2 separate regions of the Homo sapiens genome follow, and region 2 is linked to region 1. A link is a contact called in ENCODE Hi-C or POLR2A ChIA-PET data. All regions are on one chromosome and are shown on one strand. Each heading gives the region's core, a stretch centred on a gene start or an enhancer-like site at or near the end of the contact. The rest is flanking DNA. Distances are from core to core; before and after follow the strand shown.

Region 1 (2,825 bases), core at 225-2,724:
GAGTCTCTTGAACCCGGGAGGCAGAGGTTGCAGTGAGCCAAGATTGGGCCATTGCATTCCAGCCTGGGCAACAAGGCAAAACTCTGTCTCAAGAAAAAAAAAAAAAACTGTGTCAAGGGCTCTGGGAGATCCTAAGACAAGGTACAGTTCCCTCCCCCAAGAATTCTGCAGTTTAAGTCACAGACATGAATCATGTTGGGTGCAATATAAAGATAGTGGAACAGAGGGTTATGGAAGCCCAGAGGAGGGAAAGAGTCTTTCCGGACTGGTGGGTTAGAAGGAGGGTGGGGAGGAGAGGAGACCTTATCTACAGCTAGCCTTGAAAGATGGGGAGATTTTTAGTAAGTAATAATGGTAGGGGACAGAGAGGAATTGGAGAATGGGAAGATGGAAAAAATGAACATTTCCCATTGGGAAAGAGCAGGGAGGGAATATACGCATCCAGCACAAGTGGCAATGTAGGCAAGACAGGTACCCTCACTGGACTCTTACTATAGCCTCTCGTCAACATGAAGCCATAAGTAACATCAAGCAAGTATCAAAGCCACACAAGGAGGGAGTGAGACAAGGACAGTTCCTGGGAAAAGAGAAGCTTAAGCTGTCTTTGAAAAAAAATAATATTCATGGATGAGCAGGGTGGAATGGACCAGGGCAGGAGGTCAGAGGAGCGGGCACGGTTTCATGTTTACAACCCCTAAATATCAGTATCAAGGACATAAACAGTTTCTTCAATGAATAAATTGCAACAACTAACAAAGAAATGAAAGAGGAATCTGTTGATGAAAAGAGACCTAAAAGACACATCAATCTATTCCAATTTGCAAATTGTATTTGAATTCTGATTCAAACTCTAAAAATAAATATGAGATAATTTGAAGATGTTAATAAATTATAATTTTTAAGGTATTGTGGTTTTTTTAAGAATCCTTATCTTTTGGAGGTATATTTTGAAATATTTATGGATGAAATATCTGGGATTTTCTTCAAAATAATACAAGGAGTCAGGGAAAGATACGGATGAAACAGGATTGGCTAGGATTTGATCATCGTTGCAGCTGGGTGTTGAAGATCTATTTTACCCTTCGGTCTGCCTTTGTGTACGTTTGAAATTTACCGTAACAGAAAATGTAAAACAAACTACAAGAAAGTGGGCGTCGTGAGTGATGCCTGTCAGGTGAAGCCCCGCCCACTGGCTCGGGCGGCTCCGCCCCGTCCGTCTTCTCTCCCGCGCTCCGCTCTTGAAGGGTTCCAGTGTGTGGTGTTTCCAACTTTCTCATGTCCCCTCGGGAATCCATTCGTATCCCATGCCATAAGTCGCGCTGTCTATTCTTGACCAGGCCCGGCAAACTGCTCCGAGCTCCCAGGAATCACCCGCCGCCTCCGGTCGTGGCCCGCAGCAGCCCGGCTCCCCCGCCCTGGGGCGTTTGGTCGCGCCCGGCCGCCGGCCCTGGGAGCGCGTCCGCGTCGTCATGGCGACGCTCCGAGCGGGCGCCGGCGCTGGCGCCGGCCGAATCCGGCCCGGGAACCACCTCCAGGGTGAGCGGCCAGGGACCTGGGGCCCGGGTGGCCCAGGGTCGGCCGCTGGGGCGCCGCAGCCTAGCTGCTGAGGCGACCGAGCCCCGGGTGGTGTCCAGCCGCAAGTCGGCCGCGGCTTGGGTCCGAGGAGAGTCGGGCCCAGAGGGTGACCTGAGGATGGTGGGGGGAGCGGTGCGCGGGCCTGGGGCGACCCTGACCCTTAGCAGGAGTGGAATGAAAGGTCGCGGAGGGGAGGAGGCGCTTGGCCGGGGCGAGAGGGCCTGCCCGGGGTGAGAGAATGGGGCGAGGGAACGAGGGTGCGGCGGTGAGACCCGGAGCCAGGCCTACCGGGGCGGTGGGCGAGCCGGCGTGTGGGCGGCGTGGAGACCGCCTGGCTCCTGGGCCTGCCTGAAGCACAGGGGATGTGAGGCTCCGGGAGGAGACGGGCTGCAGGCTGATCCTAGGGCTGGCGTTGAAGGGCTGGAGGGAAGGGAAGCAGGTGAGGAGGGGGCCATGCAGCCTTCAGCGATGCTATGAGAGGTGGTGCGAGGGGAGGGGAGAAGAGGGGAGGGGAGGGGAGAACTTCTTTCTGAAAGTTATTGTTAAGCGCCTTCCTTCATAGATTCACTGCCTGTCGCTTGATGTTGTCCGTCTTGGGAGTCTGAAGCTATGGGTCTTCTCCAGAAAAAACAAAACCGAAAAAACACACAAAGATCCACACTAATTAACATTCCATTTCAGAGGCTTCGCCGACCAGCCCCATGGCCTGCGCAAGGGCCCCAAGTTAAGAGATTTAGTTGTGCAATATATAAGGGAATGTGAGATTTGTAAAATGTTGTTACAGGGTTATAAATTATTAACACCAAATGAGTAATAGAAGCAGTGATTGCTAAAGAATGTTAAAGTGTGTTGGGATCACTGTGAACTTCATGAAGAAAGTGGAACTTAAAATGAGTGTGTTAAGGGAAGGCAAATCGGACACAGGGTTCGACATGAATCAAGATCCACAGAGCTGGAATACCCCCATGTCTGGCACCTGGCTGGCCGTAGGTTTCACCACCTCCTCATCACCCCCTCCTCATCACCCTGTTAGCAGAGGGATGGAGGAGGGTGACTCTGAAATGCCAGTGTCCTGTAAACAGTGCCTCCAAATGTTAAAGGCTTCCATAGTCAAATATTCTAAGAAACTCATTTGGAGAAATCTCTGAAAGAAGAGTCTTATTTGGAAGTCTTATTTAACTGTTTACATCAATACTTTCCAAACTTGTTTGACTGAGAGCCTTTATTTTTCCCTTCTCGGGCCCCTGCAA
Region 2 (2,825 bases), core at 96-2,595, 54 kb after region 1:
TGAGTGGGATGGTAGCCCTCCTTTCTATAATCCAGTGAATCGAAAGCATTGCTAGAATGTGGATGATTTTAAAGCTAAATAGCTATTAATTTCCCAACATTAGCTTTGAGAGATCGAGTTGTTTACCCAAAGTCACCAAGCTAGAGGAACCCTAAATCTTGGAATATTAAAACCAATACTTAGAATGTTACCAGTAGAGGGTGTCCAGGTTCTTGGCGTTTTGAACAAGGAATTGGACAAAATACACAAAGCAAGGAAATAATGAGCCAAGAAAAGCAGAAATTTACCGAAAAACGAAAGCGTACTCCACAGGGTGGGAGCCGGTGAGCATAGGGCCTCAAGAGCTCTGTTATAGAATTTTCTGGGGTTTAAATACCCTCTAGAGGTTTCCCATTGGTTACTTGATGTACACCCTATGTAAATGAAGGAGTGACCCCCAATCAGAGGCTGAAGTTACAAACTTAGACTCCTATGCTTTGGTTGCTTTCTGCAATCAATCAGAGATACTTTCAATTTTCCATCTAACGCACAGAAAATGTGGGGGTTTTACAAAGGGAGTAGCCTCCAGTCCTTCTGTTGCTTAGGTGTGGAGAGTTGGGGTTTTCTTTCTGATTTAGTTCTAGGAGGTCAGCGTGAATCGGCCTTAGGTTCCTTGTCTCCAGACTCTTTTCTGCCTCAATAACACCTTAAGTATGTGGCTCGAATGGCTCTATGACAATTTAGGGAGAGTGATCTGTACTTTTTGAGATCTTTGAAGAAAAAATTATTTTAAAATTAAATAATTTTACAGTGTTAGTACAATGTTGTAGTAACACTGTCTGGACATGGGAAAGAAGAAATTTTTTTTAATGTTCCCCATCCTGGGCCTCACTGCCATAACAAGTAATGTGCTTTTGTTTTTCTGTCTCCTTTTAATAACTTTTCATACTTTTGCACATGCTTTATATAATTGTAGTCCAAGTGAAGACACAGTGGTATTTCCTCATGACTTCATTTATTTCACTATATTATTTTTCAGTGCTGTTACTTTTTCTTTATGATACCCATCGTATTGATAAACTAGGGTGTTCTTAGCCTTCAGTTGATTTCTGAGTTTTTTCCTCTTCTCTTTGTCTCTGCTCACCACCCTCCATGTCCTGTGATTCCACATTACCCCTGGTTATGTTAAGGGTGGTGATCTGAAATTGACCAGATGAAATTGGCCTGGAGCATAAGAGAGCAATTTGGGGTGGGGGTTGCCCTTCTCACTTTAAAAGCATGAAACATACTCTCCTTTGTGCCACTGTTAGTTTTGGCTGAGCAGTAAGCTGTAACTCCTTGGCACGCCTTTTACAGCTGCTAACATTTGACGATCTGCTGCTCCCTGTGTTAACTGGCATCCCTGTTAATGGAAAAAGCAGTGTACTCTGGTTGCCTAGACTACACCTTCACAGTGTGCTTTATGTATTAGGTCTGAGCTGGCAGCACTTAAAAATAAATCAGCCGGGTCAAGGCAAACATTAATCCTTGCTTCCAGAGCTTGTCTTTATTTTTTTAAGTTAATGAGCTAGAGCAGAAGCAATAGAATGCTTTTATTTTAGAGCCCCGGGTCAATTTATGGGTTAAAGGGGGCTATTTTCTGACCAAGTGGGTGGTCAAAGTATTGAAGCCCCACACATGATGGAGAGTCACAGTTTCTATCCAGCTGGTCTTAGGTTGGCTGATGGACCCAAGGTCTTTTGCTGATTCCCTCCTCCCTGCAGTGGATTCTAAGGTCACTAGTGGGTATCATTGAAAGAGTTTGACTTCTGCTCTCAGGAAATTGACGAAGACCTATTTCTAAAGCACTGTGCTGGGGATCCAGGAAGATATAAAAGGTATGGGGCTGGTGTCTGCCTTATGAGCTTGATACCTAGTTGGGAGACAGGGAAATTTTGAAAGGTAACACATCAAGGGAACGCGAGTTCAGTAGGGCTGACTGAAGGTTCCTGTGGAGGGAGAGGCATAGGGAGTTTGGTGTAATATATAGGTTGATATAGGCTTTTAAGTTTGGGTTCATTCACTCATTCAACAAGAATTTATTGTGCTGGGAATGCAGTAATGAGCAGGTGCCTGCTTTCCTAAAATTTACACTCTAACTAGGAGAAGGCAGATGGTAAATGCAATAATTTCCGGGAGTAGGATGAAGCTAAAAGAAAATCTGGAGAGAGTTCTTCAGGCCTAGGGAATTGCAAGTGCTGAGCCAGTGCACAGTGCAGAGCCAGCAGGAGCCAATGAAAAGGGATTAGAGCCAAGGCCCTTTCGTTCTCATACTCCTGCTCCCACCTCTCCTCACAAGGGGGGCCTTTCCTTTCCACCCACTTGCTTCCCCCTGCCTGTTGGTATTCATGTCTTGACTTTGTATTTTATGTTCATTTGTTTATTTATTTATGTTTTGCTGTCCCCCACTAGAATGTAAACTGTGAGATCTGGGATTTGTTTTGTTTATTGCTCTAACTTTAGTGCCTAAAACAGTGCCTGGCACACTTATTAAGTGCTTATTAAGTAAGCACTTAATAAGCACATGAATGGGTGAAGGAAAGGCCCATGTGGTTGGGCGCAGGGAGAAGGGAGGGTAGCACAAGATTCAGGAAGTGAATGGATGCAAAGGAGGGCATGTTTGGGGGGACTGTGCGAGGCCTCTGCAGGGACAGTGGGAGGACCAGATGCACAAGGGCAGACGGTCTCATCTAGAAAGCAAACCTAAGAGCCTTCAGTGGAAGTCAGAACATTCGTCCTCCAGTTTACATTCTAGTTGGGGACAGCAATAAGTAAATAAATAAATAACATTGATCCTCCCTTTCTTC

What was found. Hi-C counts contacts between places; a loop is a spot of excess contacts on that map. ChIA-PET counts read pairs that join two places held with the same protein, here RNA polymerase II (POLR2A). Pooled maps may share reads with other maps.
Region 2: a loop to region 1 is called in a pooled map, with 2.1 times the contacts of the local background. The contact joins the enhancer-like site here to the promoter of CFAP221 in region 1. A Hi-C loop is called at or near these places in 1 of 50 pooled maps. POLR2A ChIA-PET finds 5 or more read pairs at or near these places in 2 of 52 experiments (activated CD4-positive, alpha-beta T cell and activated T-cell).

Annotation. Positions count from the first base shown.
Region 1 is chr2:119,542,975-119,545,799 of GRCh38, forward strand. It overlaps CFAP221 (cilia and flagella associated protein 221), which reads left to right and starts at 1,475. Exons shown (of 24, transcript NM_001271049.2): 1 at 1,475-1,536. RefSeq lists a silencer at 1,419-1,528.
Region 2 is chr2:119,597,371-119,600,195 of GRCh38, forward strand. All of the region lies in intron 7 of CFAP221 (cilia and flagella associated protein 221), which reads left to right. Among named protein-coding and RNA genes, the nearest start is that of CFAP221, 54 kb to the left of the region's middle. Within about 2 kb of position 1,346, at least 4 of the 41 ENCODE cell types and tissues checked have a DNase peak (open chromatin) inside an H3K27ac peak, as active enhancers do.